2 separate regions of the Homo sapiens genome follow, and region 2 is linked to region 1. Evidence: chromatin loops called from intact Hi-C (ENCODE). Cell type or tissue: mucosa of descending colon. All regions are shown on one strand. Links, peaks and the distances in the headings refer to the core of each region. The heading gives the core; the rest is flanking DNA.

What was found. Hi-C counts contacts between places; a loop is a spot of excess contacts. Peaks named below come from ENCODE experiments on the same cell type or tissue, not always from the same donor. Only the 100,000 strongest peaks of a DNase experiment are listed, where the experiment ranks them.
Region 2: it touches region 1 in a loop (12-fold over the local background); 4 of 110 quality-filtered maps call a loop at or near these places.

What each region holds. Positions count from the first base shown.
Region 1 is chr4:68,563,687-68,575,119 of GRCh38, reverse strand. UGT2B17 (UDP glucuronosyltransferase family 2 member B17) reads left to right here. Exons shown (of 7, transcript NM_001077.4): 2 at 6,572-7,359; 3 at 9,400-9,548. The coding sequence starts at 6,636. Among named protein-coding and RNA genes, the nearest start is that of UGT2B17, 6.9 kb to the left of the region's middle. In mucosa of descending colon, for the core only: no CTCF peak of the experiment used is centred there; DNase peaks (open chromatin) are centred at 2,272 and 5,509; H3K4me3 peaks cover 956 bases.
Region 2 is chr4:68,661,871-68,673,303 of GRCh38, reverse strand. UGT2B15 (UDP glucuronosyltransferase family 2 member B15) reads left to right here and starts at 2,652. Exons shown (of 6, transcript NM_001076.4): 1 at 2,652-3,409; 2 at 5,116-5,264; 3 at 10,165-10,296. The coding sequence starts at 2,686. In mucosa of descending colon, for the core only: no CTCF peak of the experiment used is centred there; no DNase peak of the experiment used is centred there.

The DNA of each region.
Region 1 (11,433 bases), core at 2,012-10,011:
ATTTCAAACTTACAAGGTTTTCAACAAAAGCGAAGTTTGCTAAAAGTTGACAGTGTAACACATATTATGGTAACTTCTAATCTTGTGGCCTTAGACAGTCTAGTCCAAAGACATAAAGAAAGTTCACTTTTTAAAAAAAAGGAATGGTTATCTTCAAAAAAAAAAGGGGGGGGAGGAGGTAAAATTTATGTAAAAAGAGTGTTATATGGTAAATTCTTGTCCTGAAATAAATTAACTTGTTGTTTAAAGAGAAGAAAAAAATGTTTGTAATAAGTCAGAAAGTTGAGACATGTTGAAAAATTGTTGGCGAAAGTCGTGAAAAAAAGTTATAAAAAATTTTATGCAAAAAATGTTGCATAATTTAAAAGTAATAAGGCCTCCTGAGTGCTATTGAAGAAACAGTTTATGTGCAGGTGTATAAAAAAGTAAAATATAACTTTAATGAGAAGATTATAAGGAGGCATAAGAATGTGGATTTTTACCTACATTAAAAAGTCAAAAAAGAATTATTGTTTGAAAAGTTCAAGCAAGTTTTAAAATGTTAATTTAAAGAAAATTCTGTGTGTAAACTTATTAGCTAAAGTTAAAAAAGTATTATCCAGTTTTTCTGTGAACTAGACATGAAAGTAAAAATGCAACAGGTTTTTTCCTTAAAGCATCAACCTGCTCTTTAACAAAAATTGTAAAAGGTTAAACAGAGTCTATAAAATCTTACCTTATGGTCAACTATGAAAAATTGGATAAATATGTCTACAAGGTTTTATTAAAATTAAGTTTAATATTAATAACACACTAATATAAAAGTAAAATTTAGCTTATCTGGTATAAAAATCATACAAGAAACATTAAATATAAAATGATGTTTAGCTTTCTTTGGTCTAAAAACTAATAAAAATTAGTGCTAATGGAAATATTCATTTTACTAGAGGATCATAAAAGTTAAAGACTTAAAACAAACTTTAGCAATTAAGACAGTATATCAAGCTACAAATGCCTGGTTGAAATGGATCAAATATTCCAACTACACAATAAACAAAAGCAATTGTTATGCTTGTGCACATGGCAGGCCAGAGGCCCTAATTGTCCCCTTCCCACTACGGTGGTCCTCCAGTTCACCAGGTGTGGGCCTGATGGTAGCTCTTTTCCAGGATTCTACAGCCTGGAGTAATAAGTCATGCCAAGCTCTCTCTGCTATATCCTGAAGTCCCTGCCAGTCAGCCCCCAAGGGCCATCCAGCTTCTGTCTCTCAACACTAAGTTCACTTCCTGTCTCTCACGGCAGGGAGGAAACTTAGCATTCCTTGGAGACCTAAAAGGATGCAGTGAGCTTAAGAATTTTCAAGAGCTTATCAATCAATCAGCCCTTGTTCATCCCTGAGCAGATGTGTGGTAGTATTGTGGTGGACCTTTACTAGGCACTCTGCCAAATAACTAGAGTGGCATTTGTGCCTTAGTCCATTGGGCTATCCCTTTCACCCTGGCATTTCATCAACCAGAGGAAGGAAAAAATAATAATAACACATCGTAAAGTGAGAGGAGCCCCTTATAAGTCTTTCAACTCTCACATCTATTTAGATGCAATCGAAGCCCTGCAAGGAATACCAGATCAATTTAAAGCTTGAAATCAAATAGTTACAAGATTTAAGTCAATATTTTAGTAGATAACAGTCAATAAAAATGTAGATTAGATAAACTACATCTATTACAACCAACAGCAAAGAGCTTTTCATGAGTTAAAAAAAAAAAAAAAACTCATGTCGGCCCCAGCCCTGAGGCTACCTGACCTGACAAAACTCTTCACACTCTATGTGTCAGAAAGAGAAAAAAATGGCAGTTGGAGTTTTAACCCAGACTGGAGGTTCCTGGCCAAGGCCAATGGCCTGTCTCTCAAAACAACTAGACGGGGTTTCCAAAGGCTGGCCCCCATGTCCAAGGGCCCTGGCAGCAACAGCCCTGTTAACACAAGAAGCAAATAAGCTAACTCTTAGGAAAAACCTAAACATAAAGTCTCCCCATGCTGTGGTAATTTTAATAAATACCAAAGGACATCATTAGCTAATAAATGATAGACTAACTAGATACCAAAGCTTGCATTGTGAAAATCCCCACATAACCATTGAAGTTTGCAACACCCTAAGCTCACTATCTTACTCCTATTATCAGAGAGCCCAGTTAAACATAACTGTACATCAGTAGACTGGGAGCTGTACGTGGATGGGAGCAGCTTCACCAATCCCTGCAAAATGACTCTGAAGAAGACAACAAACACTGCTCCAGTCACACCCAGAAGCTGACTGGTCCACGCATGGCTGAAGCATGAGGAGACTCATCGCAGGACTCATTTTCCTCAGAATTTGGACTTGTACAGGAAGGACTTCAACTGACCTTCCTCAGACTAAGAACTGTTTCCAGTATATACATCAAGTCACTGAGGTGGAACAAAAGATTGCTACAGTCCTATTACTTTATAGTTATTATAAAAGAGCTAATTACTTTATGGTTATTATAAAAGAGCTAATTGCCTTCCATGATCACGCCCTCATAATCGTCTTTCTTATCAGCTTCCTGGTTCTATATGCCCTCTTTCTAACACTCACAACAAAACTGACTAACACTAATATCACGGACGCCCGAGGACTCTAAAAAAATTAAATAGCAACAAAAACAACAACAAATTGTTTGTATAATGCTATTCTATCCAAGGTATGTAGCCCAGGAAATAACCAACCTGATGTGTGTTATGAACAATTTTAAGCCTCCCATGATCACAGTTTTTAAAATAAAATTAAGGACTGCTCCTTTTCTATGTGACACAAGTAAGGTAATAGGTAGAACCGAAAAAAACAGAGCTCCTCAAAATGTAACCTTAAAATTTGACACTTGTGCCGCTATTAATAGTAAGCAGCATGAAACAGGATGTGATTCTCTAAATTAAAAAAGAAAGTTACACAGTAAAAAAAATAAGTATATCTGTCAAAAATCATATTTATGTGAGATGTGTCAATACTGGTCTCGTGTCATTCAGACTACTTAAAAGGAAAATAAAAAAGATCGTGTTTGACTCCAAAAAGGAAAACTCAGCCCCTCTTGCATGAATAGGAGCTACAACCTTTTAGAATTGATAATCACAAACCCCTCAGACCCAAAGTAAAATAAAAGAAAAATATATATCATTAGACATGGATAAAAAGGGACTAGATCCTAATGTAAGCATCCTAATAAAAGGAGAGGTTCAAAAACGCTCTCCAGAACCAGTGTTTCAGACTTTCTATGATGAACTAAATGTGCCAGTACCTGAGATTCCAGGAAAAACTAAAAATTTCTTTTTGCAATTAGCCTAACACGTAGCCCAGTCTCTACAAGTCACCTCATATTATGTTTGTGGAGGAACCATAACAGTAGATCAATGGCCATAGGAAGCCCAAGAATTAGTTCCTACAGACCCATTTCCTGATGAATTCCCAGCCCAAAAGAATCACCCTGATCATCTCTAGGTTCTAAAAGTCTCAATTATTAGACAGTATTGCATAGCTAAAGAAGGAAAAGGATTCACTCATCCTGTAAGGCAGCTTAGCTGTCTTAGACAAAAGCTCTATAATAGTACCACAAAAACAGTCACATGGTGGAGTTCCAATTACACAGAAAGAAATCCATTCAGTAAATTTCCAAAGTTGCAGACTGTTTGGGCCCACCCAGAATTCCACTGGGACTGGACGGCCCCCACCGGATTATACTGGATATATGTGGACACAAAGCTTATGCTAAGCTGCCTGATCAGTAGACAGGTAGCTGTGTAATTCGCACCATTAAGCCTTCTTTCTTCTTACTGCCCATAAAAACATGAACTTCTAGGCTTCCCAGTCTATGCTTCCTGGGAACAAAAAAATGAAGCATAGCCATAGGAAAAGATGATAAATAGCCCCCTGAAAAAAATCATACAATACTATGGACCCGCCACTTAGGCACAAGATGGCTCATGAGGATATTGGACCCCCATCTACATGCTCAACCGAATCATATGGTTACAAGCTGTTTTAGAAATTTTTACTAATAAAACCGGTCAAGCCTTGACCGTTCTTGCCCGGCAAGAGACTCAGATGAGAAATGCAATCTATCAAAATAGACTAGCTCTTGACTACTTGCTAGCAGCTGAAGGAGGAGTTTGTGAAAAATTTAACCTTACTAATTACTGTCTACACATAGATAATCAGGCAAGTTATTAAAGACATAGTTAAAAATATGACAAAACTGGCACATGTACCTGTGCAAGTGTAGCACGGATTCAACCCTGAAGCCATGTTTAGAAAGTGGTTCCCAGCACTAGAAAAATTTAAAACTCTTATAATAGGAGTTACAATAATTATAAAAACCTGCTTACTGCTCCCTTGTTTGCTACCTGTACTTCTTCAAATGATAAAAAGCTTCATCGCTACCTTAGTTCAACAAAATGCTTCAGCACAACTGTACTATATGAATCACTATCAGTCTATTCCACAAAAAGACATAAGTAAAAAAATGAGTGAGAACTCCCACTAATAAAAAGTGAGAGTCTCAAAAGGGGGGAATGAAGGAAGAGAAGGACCCTCTCAGATTATTTTATATTGTTTTATGCTCAGTACCTGTTTTAAGAAAAAACAACAAAGAAGTAAAACCAAAGACAGGCAGCCTGGCTCCAGGCCTGAAACCAGGCCTGGGCCTGCCTGACCTAAACCCAGTAGTTAAAAATCAACTCATAACTTAGAAACCGATGTTATTCAGAGATTCCAGACATTGTACAGAAGAACACTGTAAAACCCCCTGCCCTGTTCTGTTTCTCTCTGACCAGCAGTGCATGCAGCACCTGTCACATACCCACTGCTTGCTTAAATCAATCACGACCATTTCATGTGAAATCTTTAGTGTTGTGAGCCCTTAAAAAGGACAAAAATTGCGCACTTGAGGAGCTTGGATTTTAAGGCAGTAGCTTGCCGATGCTCCCAGCTGAATAAAGCCCTTCCTTCTACAACTTGGTGTCTGAGAAGTTTTGTCTGTGGCTCATCCTGCTACACATGCACAGAGAGGCAACTGGAGGCTGAGGAGTTTCCTTTGTCTGGTTGCTGTGGCTTGCTCTCTGGGGTGGAGGGGTAGGTCCACAAGGGACACAGACCTGAGCCCCACCCAGGTTTTGGCACCAGATATAAGGTTCTTGAATTGGTTTGATCCCTGAGAGCATGCCAACAGACAACACGAGGCAGTGCGGAGCAGCGTGCTGTTTTAATGAGTGCCTGGGTGCAGGTGGGCTGAGGCCTAAAATGGCATCAGCCCCAAGTGAGGATGGGACAGTGGTTTTATAGTTCTCTGTAAAGAGTAAGTGTCCCAATCTAACGTGACTGCTATGTAGTATCTGGATGGCCTCTTGATCTTCAAGGGTTCATGTCTCCAGCCAGGGTAGGTGTCTTCTGGCCGGCTCTCTTCCTGCTTCTGCTATCTTGCTGACACACGCTGCTGATGCAAGCAGCCTTGCATCTTGGGACTGGGCCTGAGAAGGGAGGAGTTACTCATCCCTTCAAGCTTTCAGGCCCCAGAAGAATCTTTGAACCCCCTGCTCCGCTGGCCACCCTCCTAAAGGATCACTGTGGTGCCAGGCAGGAATGAGCTGCTTGGGTATCCAGAGAGCTCCCAGTACCTTTCTGCTACTTCCTCTACCCCTATATTTTGCTTGGCTTGGTTCTCTAATTTGACTCAGCTTCACATAAAGTCAGGAACTTCTCCTGCAAACAGAACTTCAGCTTCTCCAGTGGGGATGTGTATTCTGGAGAGGGGGATCACCCTTTCCCACTTCCATTGTTGGGGCACTCACAGTGTTTGGGATGTCTCCCAGGTCCTGCAGGAGCAGTACGCTTCCTGCAGAGGGTGTGTGGATCCTCTCAGAATTGCTGGTCTGTCCTTGCAGTTGACCTGCAGCTAAAATTCACAATGCAAGCCTCTGCATGCTGCTCTGTCTGGAGCTGCAATCTAGTCCTGCATCCCATCTGCCATGATCACTGGAAAACCCTCATTTATTTTTTAAAGGGTCCAGAAAATGCTAATCTATAGAGATAGAAATTAGATTAGTGGTTGCCTAGGGTAGGATGGATGCAAAATTTCAGAGTGGGGGGTTAGAGGCTATTGTATAGAATCTTTTGGAGATAATACTGATTATTGTAGTGAAAGTAAAATTCTGTGAATATACTAGGAAACATTGAACTGTACACACTAATTGGTGAGTCATATGGTATATGAATTATGTGTCAACAAAGTTTTAGAAGACATTACTTGCACCACGATATTAAAAAATGGCGTTTGAGTTGTATAATTACTTCTTCTCTCTATGTCAAGGGCACCGAACAGGCAGGAGCCTCTCACCTGCCACTGTTCTTAACAGTATTATAAAATAATTACATAAGACAGGTTACTTACGTATTCTAGGTCATAAAAATTATTGCTTGACTAGAGTAATTGTAAATATAAAAGAACACCAAACACACTAAAATAAATATGAGGTCAACTCAAATTTTAGCAGTTATATTTTAACTTGATTGATTTTTCCTCAGATATAAGTATGAGAAATGACAGAAAGAAACAACAACTGGAAAAGAAGCACTGCATAAGACCAGGATGTCTCTGAAATGGATGTCAGTCTTTCTGCTGATGCAGCTCAGTTGTTACTTTAGCTCTGGGAGTTGTGGAAAGGTGCTGGTGTGGCCCACAGAATACAGCCATTGGATAAATATGAAGACAATCCTGGAAGAGCTTGTTCAGAGGGGTCATGAGGTGATTGTGTTGACATCTTCGGCTTCTATTCTTGTCAATGCCAGTAAATCATCTGCTATTAAATTAGAAGTTTATCCTACATCTTTAACTAAAAATGATTTGGAAGATTTTTTTATGAAAATGTTCGATAGATGGACATATAGTATTTCAAAAAATACATTTTGGTCATATTTTTCACAACTACAAGAATTGTGTTGGGAATATTCTGACTATAATATAAAGCTCTGTGAAGATGCAGTTTTGAACAAGAAACTTATGAGAAAACTACAAGAGTCAAAATTTGATGTCCTTCTGGCAGATGCCGTTAATCCCTGTGGTGAGCTGCTGGCTGAGCTACTTAACATACCCTTTCTGTACAGTCTCCGCTTCTCTGTTGGCTACACAGTTGAGAAGAATGGTGGAGGATTTCTGTTCCCTCCTTCCTATGTACCTGTTGTTATGTCAGAATTAAGTGATCAAATGATTTTCATGGAGAGGATAAAAAATATGATATATATGCTTTATTTTGACTTTTGGTTTCAAGCATATGATCTGAAGAAGTGGGACCAGTTTTATAGTGAAGTTCTAGGTAAGTCGTGTGTCCAATTGGTGTTTATTAAGTTCTAATTTTCCTGTGCCTTTGAAGGTGGGCTTATATAAATATAATGTCAGAAGATAGTGTTTTTATGGGAAATTATGAATTGCAAATGTAAGATGATCTATGAGTCTCAAAAATATAGAATGTTGACCTTATAGAATCAGTTAGAACCCTGGTGCCATCACTGCTATAGGACACCAAGAGAGTCATAAACCTTCAATGTAAAACACTTATGATTTCTTTAAGCCATCACATATCATTTTGCTATACATTTTTTCATCTTTAAAAAAGTCAATAGATACTTCAAGAAACATCTTCATGAAGGCAGACATACAAATTTTATATTTACACATATTTCTAAAAATATTATCAATGCAGGATTGAGGAACTTGTACCTGAGTACCTCAGTTTCCTCATTTAGAAATTAAATTTTGTTTTTCATATAAGAAGGATTCCTTCACAGTTGAGAAATATAGTGGCTCTACTCCAGAAACAGAAGCCTAAAACTTGAGATTTCTAATATTTATACATTCCTTCAATAACAACTTCACAATTATTTCCTTCAAAAACTGAAATCTTGTTGAAAGTGAACATCTAAGTTTTAATCTATATTTTATTAAACTGCATCTCTCCATCAAAGAAAATAGGGGCCAAAATAAGGAAGAGCACATATCTCTATGTCAATAAATTCTGAAAAATTTTTAATTCTCATTTGTAAATATATTTATTTTAAAAATCTAATTATATTAAGATCTTAAGATGAACCAAGACAGTAGTAGGTGTAAAGATTTCAGTGTTGAGCTCAAAAAACTCATGGTTTACTTTGAGAACCAAGGATCAAGGGACTAGCTTAATAAACTGTAGACACTAGAGTACTTCCTGGAAAGCTGTTTTCATGGGTAAGGTAAGATGAATTAATTGTGGAACTGAAAGAGTTGTTTAAAGGTATATTTGTTACTATTGCAGCTTCAGAGGGAAGACAAATGTGTATTTAAGTTCATAGTGGCTACATTAGTCCATTCTCACACTGCTGTAAAGAAATACCTGAGACTGGGCAATTTATAAAGAAAAGAAGTTTAATAGACTCAGTTCTACATGACTGGGATGCCTCAAGAAACTTAGAATCATGGTGAAAGGCTAAGGGGAAGCAAGCTTGGATCTTCTCACTTAGTGGCAGGAGAGAGAAGTGCAAGCAGGGGAAATACCAGACACTTATAAAACTATCAGATCTCATGAGAGCTCACTCAATATCATGAGAACAGCATGGAGGAATCCACACCATGATCCAATCACCTGCCACTGGGTCCCTCCCTCGACACATGGGGATTATGGGGATTATAATTCAAGATGAGAGGAGATTTGGGTGGGGACAGTCAAACCATATTAGTGACTTATTTTAATAATTATTTATGATTGTGAATATACTGATGTTACATTAAAGATGTGATTTCTTCTTACAGCTCTCTGAACACTTTGCCTTCCTTATATATACATATGAGCAACATATGCAATACATAAAAATTAAATGATGACTATATAAATGTATTTAATATAATGTATTTACATTATATTAAATTATTTTATTAAATAATTTAAATATTAAATTAAAACTATTAAATATTAAATATTAAATTAAATATTAAATATTGTTTAATTTTATTAACTTTATTAATGTTTTATTAATAAAATAAAATTAATAAAATTTTATTAATATTAAATATTAAACTTTATTAAATATTAAAAATTAAAAATTAAATACTATTAAATTAAAATATATTAACATATATTAAATACATTAATTTAATATAATGTATTTAATATTATTTAATATACATTAATTTAATATAATGTATTTAATATAATGTATTATATTATATAAATGTATTTATATATATTATCAATGTGCAGACATTTTATATATTTTTAGGTATGTTATTCCAAGTCCTTTCAGGAAAATACCTGCATATTCAATATTAAAATAACAATTCTCGTGTTAGCTACCTTTTGTTTTGTTTTGTTTTTTTCCATCAGGAAGACCCACTACATTATTTGAGACAATGGGGAAAGCTGAAATGTGGCTCATTCGAACCTATTGGGATTTTGAATTTCCTCGCCCATTCTTACCAAATGTTGATTTTGTTGGAGGACTTCACTGTAAACCAGCCAAACCCTTGCCTAAGGTGAACATATTCTTGTTTCATTTGTTTGCTTGACATTTTCAGAAGGAATGGCTGGATATGTTTCTTTCAGAGTGTTTAACTCAGAGTGAGGGGAATATGGGAGGTCAAAAAAAAGGACTTGCCATTAGAAAATCATATATTTCTATACTATCACAAGTATGTGAATGTTATTATCATTAAAGACCAAAGAGGTTTACTAGGGAGATTTTGAAAACAGGGTTGGTTAAAGTAAGGCCTTCATTGTGCAACCCACAAGATAGTATGGTTCATTTCTTCAAAAAATATTTGTAGAGTGATTAATGCAAACCACAGGTAAGTGCTGGATTTTCAGAGAATAAAGGTAGCACAGTTTCTGCGCCCTCATGCCTAACATTGTACTTTGAAAGATAGAATAAAAACAAGTGAAAAAGAAAAGTCTAAAAAGTGTTATAAGGAAAGACCACAATGATAAAGAAATATGCAGAAGAGATCCCAAACTCATTGACAATTAAAGTGAGTACTCAATAATGTGCAGAGATAGGTGAAACGATGAGGGGATGAGAAAGACCCAAAAAGAAAACCAGAGGCCAGGCAAGGTGGCTCACACCTATAATCCCTGAATTTTGGGAGGCAGAGAAGGGACGATTGCTTGGGCTCAGGAGTTTGAGACCAGCCTGGGCAACATGGTAAAACCTCATCTCTAACAAAAATAAAAATAATAGCCAGGCATGCTGGTGTGTGCCTGTAGTCTCATAGTCCCAGCTACTTAAGAGGCTGAGGCAGGAGGCTTGCTTGAGTCTGGGGGCAGAGGCTGCAGTGAGCTGAGACCACACCACTGAACTCTAGCCTGTGCGACGGAGTGAGACTCTGTCTCAAAAACAAACAAATAAACAAACAAAAAAGTAAAGTCTTGCATTAAGGCAGAAAAGTAGAAAAGCAGTAAGGGCAGTTCCCAGGACTCCAAATTTAGTTTACAGGAAAAGGTTGAGTAAAAGTCAATGATGGGCCGGGCGTGGTGGCTTACACCTGTAATCCCAGCACTTTGGGAGGCCGAGGCAGGCGGATCGCCTGAGGTCAGGAGTTTGAGACCAGACTGGCCAGCATGGTGAAACCCCGTCTCTACTAAAAATACAAAAATTAGTCAGGCATGTTGGCAGGCACCTCTAATAGCAGCTACTCGGGAAGCTGAGGCAGGAGAATCGCTTGAACGCGGGAGGCAGAGGTTGCAGAGAGCCGAGATCATGCTATTGCACAACAGCCTGGGCAACAGAGTGAGACTCTGTCTCAAAAAAAAAAAATATATATATATATATATATATGAAATTTGATATACCCATTAAGGACAATGGAGAGCTACTGAAAAGAGTTAAGAAATGAAGAGATATGATCAGATTTCCTTTCAAAAAAAATCCCAATGTTCTCAATGTGTAATATTACAGAAAGGCAACTTTGTACAATGTAAAGAATATTTAGGAACTTTTACATGAGTTTAGGCAATCATGACTACTTTTACAATAATAATCACAACTTCATATTGTGTTGTGTGGAAAAAAGTAGTTACCACAGATAAAACACTTAAGTTGTCTCTGACACATAGCCAGTGATCCAAAAATATTGTTGATATTATGATTATTATTTTAGTCATTATTTCTAATATTTTAAATTAGCTAACATGTGCCAGCCATTTAAGATATCAGTCTTCATTTAATAATGATTGATTTTCCTAGCAAAATCCTAGAGAACAGATACTCTGTGTGCTTGTTTAAATATAAATGTTTAAGTTTGGGCAGTCAGTTGAACACGCTGGAAAGCTAAAGTTGTATTGCAAAGGTGGAGGCACTTCATTAATATTTTAGCTTAAAAGGTAATTCTGTGTACTCTTATCTTATTCTCAAAAAAAAATCCT
Region 2 (11,433 bases), core at 2,156-10,155, 98 kb before region 1:
GCCGGAGCTAGTATGGGCAGGAGAGAAGGAAGAAGCCAGAAGGGGTTCCTGCTGAGGGTTTGAAGAGGGAAGGGGGGTTGAGTTGATAGGCATTGGAGGATAGATACGGGTGTAAGGTGGCGGGATGGGTTTACAGGCTCCGTGAGAGGGCTGTAAGGAAGGAGAATGAGTACAGGCAATGCTAGAGTTTTCCTGAGGAGAGGATGGTATAGGAAAAGAAGTGGGTGATGCTGGCTGGGAAGATGGTGGCTGGGAAGATGGTGGCTGAGAAGACAATGAGGAAGCTTGGGGAGTTAATGAAGTTGGTTGAGATGGAGGGGTAGGGTCTGGGAGGGGTGGACAGCAGTCTGCTCCATCCAATGAGGAAAAAGAGGTAGGGTCGGGAGGATAAAGGCAATGAGGGCGGCGAGAATGAAGAAGGATTTGAACAGGTAAGCAAGAATTGCAGAGGTCGGGCTGTGATCTGAGTGCAAAAAGGCCTGGACACAAGGAATTTCTCCCCATTTTCCCAGTCATCTGCAATAACTGCTTAAGTCAGTTAAAACTGTAAAGCTGAGTGTTCCATTTGCGGGCCATTTGGACCCGTTATCTAATTCATACTGCGACCAGGCTTTATCGTATAAAAAAGACAAGGCACTTATGGCAGATATCTTGCCTGAGGCCTAAGGTTTGCAGATTTTTAATGAGGCAGGCTGGAGGGCTGTTTTTTGGAATTGAGGACCGGGAGTTTCCCATAATGAAGGGTAGCTCGAGAGAACAGGGAAAAAGGAGACCATCCTGGACAGCTGGAGGGAGACGATAAAAGGAGTTATCGTCTCCGCTGCCTTTTTGGTTCCTGGAACGGGATGAAATGGCTTAGAGGCATCCCCCTAAGACCAGATGACCAGCGAGTGCCTGGCGCACGCTGGCGCCTTCTTGGATCAGTGTTGGATTTTTGGACTGGAGAAACCAAGAGAGGCCATGTAGATTTTGCCCTGTTAACCGGGCTCCAAGGGAAACTTACCAGTAGGCGAGATCAGTGGCTGATGCGCATGCACAGAGAGGCGACTGGAGGCTGAGGAGCTTCCTCTGTCTAATTGCTGTGGCCTGCTCTCTGGGGTGGAGGGATAGGTCCACAAGCGACACAGACCTGAGCCCCTCCTAGGATTTGGCACCAGATGTAAGGTTCTTGAATCAGTTTGAACCCCAACAGCGCGCCAACAGACAACAGGAGGCGGTGTGGAGCAACATGCTGTTTTAATGAACGCCTGGTTGCAGGTGGGCTGAGGCCTAAAATGGCATCAGCCCCAAGTGAGGATGGGACAGGGGTTTTGTAGTCCTCTGTAAACAGTAAGTGTCCCAGTCTGTTGTGACTGCTATGTAGTACCTGGATGGCCTATTTCTTGATCTTCAGGGGTACATCTCTTCCAGCCAGGGTAAGTGTCTTCTGGCCGGCTCTCTTCCTGCTTCTGCTATCTTGCTGACACACGCTGCTGATGCAAGTGGTCTTGCATCTTGGGGCTGGGCCTGAGAAGGGAGGAGTTACTCATCCCTTCAAGCCTTCAGGTCCTGAGGAGAATCTTTGAACCCCCTGCATCACTGGCCACCCTCCTGATAGATCCCTGTGATGCCAGGCAGGAATGAGCCGCTTGGGTATCCAGAGAGCTCCCAGTGCCTTTCTGCTACTTCCTCTACCCCTGTATTTTGCTTGGCTTGGTTCTCTAATTTGACTCAGCTTCACATAAAGTCAGGAACTTCTCCTGCAAACAGAACTTCAGCTTCTCCAGTGGGGATGTGTATTCTGGAGAGGGGGATCACCCTTTCCCACTTCCATTGTTGGGGCACTCACAGTGTTTGGGATGTCTCCCAGGTCCTGCAGGAGCAGTACTCTTCCTGCAGAGGGTGTGTGGATCCTCTCAGAATTGCTGGTCTGTTCTTGCAGTTGATCTGCAGCTAAAATTCACAATGCAAGCCTCTGCATGCTGCTCTGTCTGGAGCTGCAATCTAGTCCTGCATCCCATCTGCCATGATCACTGGAAAACCCTCATTTATTTTTTAAAGGGTCCAGAAAATGCTAATCTATAGAGATAGAAATTAGATTAGTGGTTGCCTAGGGTAGGATGGATGCAAAATTTCAGAGTGGGGGGTTAGAGGCTATTGTATAGAATCTTTTGGAGATAATACTGATTATTGTAGTGGATGTAAAATTCTGTGAATATACTAGGAAACATTGAACTGTACACACTAATTGGTGAGTCATATGGTATATGAATTATGTGTCAACAAAGTTTTAGAAGACATTACTTGCACCACGATATTAAAAAATGCCGTTTGAGTTGTATAATTACTTCTTCTCTCTATGTCAAGGGCACCGAACAGGCAGGAGCCTCTCACTTGCCACTGTTCTTAACAGTATTATAAAATAATTACATAAGACAGGTTACTTACATATTCTAGGTCATAAAAATTATTGCTTGACTAGAGTAATTGTAAACATAAAAGAACACCAAACACACTAAAATAAATATGAGGTCATCAATCTTTTGTTGGTCTCCTTGGCATGCACCTATTCAGACTGTTAGTATTATGTATTTACTTCAAATTTTAGCAGTTATATTTTAACTTGATTGATTTTTCCTCAGATATAAGTATGAGAAATGACAGAAAGAAACAACAACTGGAAAAGAAGCATTGCATAAGACCAGGATGTCTCTGAAATGGACGTCAGTCTTTCTGCTGATACAGCTCAGTTGTTACTTTAGCTCTGGAAGCTGTGGAAAGGTGCTAGTGTGGCCCACAGAATACAGCCATTGGATAAATATGAAGACAATCCTGGAAGAGCTTGTTCAGAGGGGTCATGAGGTGACTGTGTTGACATCTTCGGCTTCTACTCTTGTCAATGCCAGTAAATCATCTGCTATTAAATTAGAAGTTTATCCTACATCTTTAACTAAAAATTATTTGGAAGATTCTCTTCTGAAAATTCTCGATAGATGGATATATGGTGTTTCAAAAAATACATTTTGGTCATATTTTTCACAATTACAAGAATTGTGTTGGGAATATTATGACTACAGTAACAAGCTCTGTAAAGATGCAGTTTTGAATAAGAAACTTATGATGAAACTACAAGAGTCAAAGTTTGATGTCATTCTGGCAGATGCCCTTAATCCCTGTGGTGAGCTACTGGCTGAACTATTTAACATACCCTTTCTGTACAGTCTTCGATTCTCTGTTGGCTACACATTTGAGAAGAATGGTGGAGGATTTCTGTTCCCTCCTTCCTATGTACCTGTTGTTATGTCAGAATTAAGTGATCAAATGATTTTCATGGAGAGGATAAAAAATATGATACATATGCTTTATTTTGACTTTTGGTTTCAAATTTATGATCTGAAGAAGTGGGACCAGTTTTATAGTGAAGTTCTAGGTAAGTCATGTGTCTAACTGGTGCTTATTAAGTTCTAACTTTTCTGTGCCTTTGAAGGTGAGCTTATATAAATATAATGTCAGAAGATAGTGTTTTTAAGGGAAATTATGAATTGCAAATGTAAGATGATCTATCAGTCTCAAAAATATTATAGAATGTTGACCTTATAGAATCAGTTAGAACCCTGGGGCCATCACTACTACAGGACACCCAGAGAGTCATAAACCTTCATTGTAAAGCACTAATGATTTCTTTAAACTATCACATATCATTTTGCTATACATTTTTTCATCTTTAAAAAAAGTCAATAGATACCTCAAGAAACATCTTCATGAAGGCAGACACATAAATTTAGTATTTACACATATTTCTAGAAAAATTATCAATGCAGGATTGAGGAATTTGTTTCTCTTTGAGTTCCTCAGTTTCCTCATTTAGAAATTAAATTTTGTTTTTCATGTAAGAAGGATTCCTTCACAGTTGAGTAATATAGTGGCTCTACTCCAGAAACAGAAGCCTAAAACTTGAGATTTCTAATGTTTATACATTCCTTCAATAACAGGTTGACAATTATTTCTTTCAAAAACTGAAATCTTGTTGAAAGTGAACATCTAAGTTTTAATCTATATTTTATTAAACTGCATCTCTCCATCAAAGAAAATAGGGGCCAAATTAAGGGAGAGCACATATCTCTATGTCAATAAATTCTGAAAATGTTTTAATTCTCATTTGTAAATATATTTATTTTAAAAATCTAATTATATTAAGATCTTAAGATGAACCAAGACAGTAGTAGGTGTAAAGATTTCAGTGTTGAGCTCAAAAAACTCATGGTTTACTTTGAGAACCAAGGATCAAGGGACTAGCTTAATAAACTGTAGACACTAGAGTACTTCCTGGAAAGCTGTTTTCATGGGTAAGGTAAGATGAATTAATTGTGGAACTGAAAGAGTTGTTTAAAGGTATATTTGTTACTATTGCAGCTTCAGAGGGAAGACAAATGTGTATTTAAGTTCATAGTGGCTACATTAGTCCATTCTCACACTGCTGTAAAGAAATACCTGAGACTGGGTAATTTATAAAGAAAAGAAGTTTAATAGACTCAGTTCTACATGACTGGGATGCCTCAAGAAACTTAGAATCATGGTGAAAGGCTAAGGGGAAGCAAGCTTGGATCTTCTCACTTAGTGGCAGGAGAGAGAAGTGCAAGCAGGGGAAATACTAGACACTTATAAAACTATCAGATCTCATGAGAGCTCACTCAATATCATGAGAACAGCATGGAGGAATCCACACCATGATCCAATCACCTGCCACTGGGTCCCTCCCTGGACACATGGGGATTATGGGGATTATAATTCAAGATGAGAGGAGATTTGGGTGGGGACAGTCAAACCATATTAGTGACTTATTTTAATAATTATTTATGATTGTGAATATACTGATGTTACATTAAAGATGTGATTTCTTCTTACAGATCTCTGAATACATTGCCTTCCTTATATATACATATGAGCAACATATGCAATAAATAAAATCTAAATTATGACTATATATAAATGTATTTATATATATTTTATCAATGCACAGACATTTTATATATGTTTGGGTATGTTATTCCAAGTCCTTTCAGGAAAATACCTGCATATTCAAATAACAATTCTCGTGTTAGCTACCTTTTGTTTTGTTTTGTTTTTTTCCATCAGGAAGACCCACTACATTATTTGAGACAATGGGGAAAGCTGAAATGTGGCTCATTCGAACCTATTGGGATTTTGAATTTCCTCGCCCATTCTTACCAAATGTTGATTTTGTTGGAGGACTTCACTGTAAACCAGCCAAACCCCTGCCTAAGGTAAATGTATTCTTGTTTCATTTGTTTGCTTGACATTTTCAGAAGGAATGGCTGGATATGTTTCTTTCAGAGTGTTTAACTCAGAGTGAGGGGAATATGGGAGGTCAAAAACAAGGACTTGCCATTAGAAAATCATATATTTCTGTAGTATCACAAGTATGTGAATGTTATTATCATTAAAGACCAAAGAGGTTTACTAGGGAGATTTTGAAAACAGGGTTGGTTAAAGTAAGGCCTTCATTGTGCCACCCAAAAGATAGTATGATTCATTTCTTCAAAAAATATTTGTAGAGTGATTAATACAAACCACAGGTAAGTGCTGGATTTTCAGAGAATAAAGGTAGCACAGTTTCTGCTCCCTCATGCCTTACATTGTACTTTGAAAGATAGAATAAAAACAAGTGAAAAAGAAAAGTCTAAAAAGTGTTATAAGGAAAGACCACAATGATAAAGAAATATGCAGAAGAGATCCCAAACTCATTGACAATTAAAGTGAGTACTCAATAATGTGCAGAGATAGGTGAAACGATGAGGGGTTGATAAACACCCAAAAAGAAAACCAGAGGCCAGGCAAGGTGGCTCACACCTATAATCCCTGCACTTTGGGAGGCAGAGAAGGCATGATTGCTTGGGCTCAGGAGTTTGAGACCAGCCTGGGAAACGTGGTAAAACCTCATCTCTAACAAAAATAAAAAATAAAATAATAGCCAGGCATGCTGGTGTGTGCCTGTAGTCTCATAGTCGTAGCTACTTAAGAGGCTGAGGCAGGAGGCTTGCTTGAGTCTGGGAGCAGAGGCTGCAGTGAGCTGAGACCACACCACTGAACTCTAGCCTGTGCGACAGAGCGAGACTCTGTCTCAAAAACAAACAAATAAACAAAAAAAAAAAAAGTAAAGGCTTGCATTAAGGCAGAAAAGTAGAAAAGCAATAAGGGCAGTTCCCAGGAACTCCAAATTTAATTTACAGGAAAAGGTTGAGTAAAAGTCAATGATGGGCCGGGCGTGGTGGCTTACACCTGTAATCCCAGCACTTTGGGAGGCCAAGGCAGGTGGATCACCTGAGGTCAGGAGTTGGAGACCAGAGTGGCCAGCATGGTGAAACCCCGTCTCTACTAAAAATACAAAAGTTAGCCAGGCATGTTGGCAGGTGACTGTAATAGCAGCTACTTGGGAAGCTGAGGCAGGAGAATCACTTGAACCCCGGAGGCAGAGGTTGCAGAGAGCCGAGATCACGCTATTGCACTCCAGCCTGGGCAACAGAGTGAGAATCTGTCTCAAAAAAAAAAAATATATATATATATATATATGTAATTTGATATACCCATAGGGACAATGGAGAGCTACTGAAAAGAGTGAAAAGAGTTAAGAAATGAAGAGATATGATCAGATTTCCTTTTAAAAAATCCCAATATTCCCAATGTATAATATTGCAAAAAGGCAAGTTTGTAAAATGTAAAGATCATTTAGGAACTTTTACATGAGTTTAAGCAATCATGACTACTTTTATAATAATAATCACAACTTCATATTGTGCTGTGTGGAAAAAAAGTAGTTACCACAGATAAAACACTTAAGTTGTCTCTGACACACAGCCAGTGATCCAAAAATATTGTTGATATTATGATTATTTCAGTCATTATTTTTAATACTTTAAATTAGCTAACATGTGCCAGCCATTTAAGATATCAGTCTTCATTTAATAGTGATTGATTTTCCAACACATCAAGATTATATTCTCTAGCAAAGTCCTAGAGAACAGATACTCTGTGTACTTGTTTAAATGTAAATGTTTAAGTTTGGGCAGTCAGTTGAACAAGCTGGAAAGCTAAAGTTGTATTGTAAAGGTGGAGGCTCTTCATTAATATTCTAGCTTAAAAGGTAATTCTGTGTACTCTTATCTTATTCTCAAAAAAAAATTCCTCACTCACATTAAAAGAAAGTGATAGTGCCAGTAGCAGGGGGAAGAGAGTAGCAGAATAAGGACAAGGGATAAATGACTAGTAGTACAATAGTGATTATTACTGATACTAGCATGATCTCGGCTCACTGAAACCTCCACCCCCCAGGTTCAAGCGATCTGATTCTCCTGCCTCAGCCTCCCGAGTAGCTGGGATTACAGGCACCTGCCAACACATCTGACTAATCTTTGTGTTTTTAGTAGAGACAGAGTTTCACCATGTTGGCCAGGCTGGTCTTGAACTCCTGACCTCAGGTGATCCACATGCCTCAGCCTCCCAAAGTGCTGGGATTACAAGTGTGAGCCTCCGTTGTTGTTAACTTGCAGAAGGTAGACTTGAATCCAAGTAAATAATTGTGAAACTGATTCTCTAATTCTTTTGTACACAAAATAATTGTTGCGACAAATTTGCTTGCTTTTCCATTATGTATTAGATTCTCAGATAATGTTTGTATATTTCAAAAGAATAAGACTCTTGCCAAAAAGTATCAAGTGTTTGAAAAATGCATATAGGCATTGCCTTTATAATATACTCACATGAAACTGTACAGAGAATAAATCATGATGGTAAGATTCAATATCGGTAGCAAATACTCATTAAAAAAACTCTGGAAATAATTCAAATATCTTACATTAAGAAATGGTTAAAAACTTACATAATGTGCATACCAAGCCATTACAATCCTTTTTTCAAAACAATGTTTAATTACACTGTCAGCCGTGGTACAGGTATAGTTGGAAACTAAGGAACAAAATGATGAGTAGAACAAGATCACAGTTTTTTTGTAGAATAAAAAGGCATATACAATGAGAATAAAATTTTCTAAATAAACATCACATATGTACATTGAGTTATATAAATAGAATTAAACCCATAATGAAATGGCACACATTTTAAATTGAGATAGAGATATGGGTAAATGATTTTCTTTTTCTAAATTTTCATACTTTTATAAAACTACTTACATTGATCTTCTATTACCATTACTTTCATAAAGACATCACAGAATGAGATCAGTGCTGATCTGTCTATAAATAGATGTTTTATTACTTCAATACTGGGTGGGTGAAGCAGACTTTTGGCAGTGAATGAGACAAAACATTGAACTCAAGTTACATTAAATGTGGCTACAGGCAACTGCAATTACACTGAGTTCCTGGATGCCTCATGAATTATCTCTAATAGCCATACACTGAATCTCCAATTAAAACTGATGTCAGGCCAGGCACAGTGGCTCATGCCTGTAATCCCAGCACATCGGGAGGCTGAGGCGGGTGGATCACAAGGTCAGGAGGTCAAGACCAGTCTGGCCAAGATGGTGAAACCTGTCTCTACTAAAAACAGAAAAATTAGCCAGGCGTGGTGGCAGGTGCCTGTAATCCCAGCTACTCAGGAGACTGAGGCAGGAGAATTGCTTTAACCTGGGAGGCAGAGGTTGCAATGAGCCAAGATTGCATCATTGCACTCCAGCCTGGGTGACAGAGAAAGACTCCATCTGGAAAAAAAAAAAAGATGTCATAAAGTTAAATTATATTTTTTAAAAATACTTACCAATATATGGTCTGAATTGACATATTTTAGAATTTCTTTTTTTATTTGTAAACAGTTTTATAAAGAAATTTCCCCCAATGATTAGGACCAGAAAGTATATTTGTTATGACAGAAGGGGTTGGTCATTATTTTACTGAGAAAAAGAGAATTTTGAACAAAAGGGACAACAGCAACAAAAAGATGAGTATACAATTTTGATATGATATCCAGGAAACTTATGGGTCTACATTTCTTTTCCTCTTTCTCTCTCTCTTTTTTTTTTTTTGGTGTGAGAATACATTGAGCGATGTGGCATTAGAGAATGGATTTAAGTTTAAAAACAGGGACACATCAGGAAACACAAGTCAGAATAATTCTCATTCATTTCAAAGCAAACACATATTCACCAGGAGCTTCATATAGTGTGAGGGAGCTACTCTAGGGGGTGAGCAGATCTCCACTGGAGAAAGTCCTGGTGACCTCTCCCACTGTGGTTCAAGTGCCCCCTGTGAGACACAGCAAAGTGATGATGAGGGTCCCCCACATTCAGTTATACATAGCACATCAAATTCACAGTGTGATTTCAGGACAAAAGGTGTCATAGTCATACCTAAGCAATGACCTGAGAAATAAGATCACTTAATTATGTAACTATATAGTATATAATACTGTATTATAAATGGAATTCTCAGAACTATTTCCCAGAAATTCCAAACCACAATACCAGACTGCTGAATGTCAGTGATTCTTATACTTCAGCTTTTAAGGTGTTTTTGGGGGGTGGGGGTGTCGGGGGCAGTGAGGGGTAGTGGGGTAAGACTAGGAAACCCTAACTTTAAGTGAAATATAAAGGGTTAGAGAGCTAGAAGCTAAATAAATGTAGATATAATATCATTCCAATTGTAACTAACTTTTCCTCAATGCTCATAGTCATGTAATGGCTCCAATGACTCCTAACTAAAAGAACTGAACAGAAAAAAATAAAATAAAATAAAACTACCCCAAATAAACACAAGAGATTTAGTAGAACCACAAAAAAAATTAGAATTGAAGCCAAGTAAAGCTACCTTCCAATAACCTATGTTAGTAATTATAATATTATAAATAAAGTGTCTGGGTGTAACATTTTCTAGCATTATCTCCTCCTACTGCAGTGTCATAGCTTTGTTTCATTTCCTCCTTACACACACATACATACATGCATATGCACACATATTTACACAAATTTGCATGAAAGATCCCACATATATTATATTACACATCTCCTTTCAAAGAAACTGAATGATTAGGTCAGTTTAAAAAAATTACTCCAATAGCTTCTGACTTTCTCATCTTAGATGTTTGTAACAATCCTGTCAATAGTGTTTTCTGTGCTGTTGCTCTTTTCTGATAGAACAAATTCTTTCTTCACAGGAAATGGAAGAGTTTGTGCAGAGCTCTGGAGAAAATGGTATTGTGGTGTTTTCTCTGGGGTCGATGATCAGTAACATGTCAGAAGAAAGTGCCAACATGATTGCATCAGCCCTTGCCCAGATCCCACAAAAGGTTAGATAAAGTGCCTTAACTGTGGATGGCTACTAAATGAATCTGTTAAACTCTTCAAGAGTCCATTACAGAAATGTTCTGCCTGAAAATTTAACTGCTATGATAGTTCTAATTATCTCAGACATCTGTTCAAAACAAAAACATATATGGAAGATCTTAAAATCATAAAGAGAGGAGTTTTGGTTGATAATAACGTTGGCATTAATATTGTGATCAGAAGGAAATATATTTAAGAGGTGCTAGTGAAGTTTGGTATTATCATGGTATCGTAGCATGTACATAGAAATCACTAAATTCTGCCCTGTCATTTGCTCCTTTTGGTTTACAGGATTTTAGAAGGTACTGTATACACTGTAGATATTATCAAAAAGCAGTTAAATTTTAATAAGTTACTGTACTATCACAATAACAATAAGCAGGTATCGAAAAAACTTTGAAATGCATCATGCAGCTTCGTCTTACCAAGCAATCTGGCTGTTTTTACTTCCCATGTATTGGAATAGGTCTATTTAGTGTTCTGTTCAGGGTGCCATTCAGAGAAAGAATGTCCTAGTCTGACTAGCCACTGCTCTGGAGGTACCCACCTAGCCAAGTAGATTTAGAGAAAAAAAAAAAAAACTTGTCTGCTCTGCTGACTTGGGTGCCGCTAATGTCTTAAGCAGAAAAATGTAATGGAAAGGATGGAGATAGAATCCTGCTTTTAGGGTAGACTATGTGCATTATTAAATGTGGCCCAACAAAGACTATGCTCTAAGAATCAGATTAGTGCCTTCTCCAGATTGAGGAAGGAGCAGAAAATATAAATAAACATGGTAGGAACTTATTTTCTAATCTATACAATCTTTGTGTATTTTCAATTTACGTTTTAGTTTCTTATCTGACATAGCCCTCTCTGAATGATCTATACAAGTTTTTGCTGAAAACACAGAGTTACTTTAACACTCCCATATCAAATACAAGGTCAACACTTGTAAATTCTACTCCAGTTTATAAAGATTGCTTGGGAATTCTAAAATCAGTACCTTAGTTTGGTACTAGACATGGTAATGACTGGCTATAGCTGACCATATATCAAGGCTGTCAATGCTAGGTAGTGCATCATCTAAGTGTGAAAGATCAGTTAAGCAAAATGCAGCA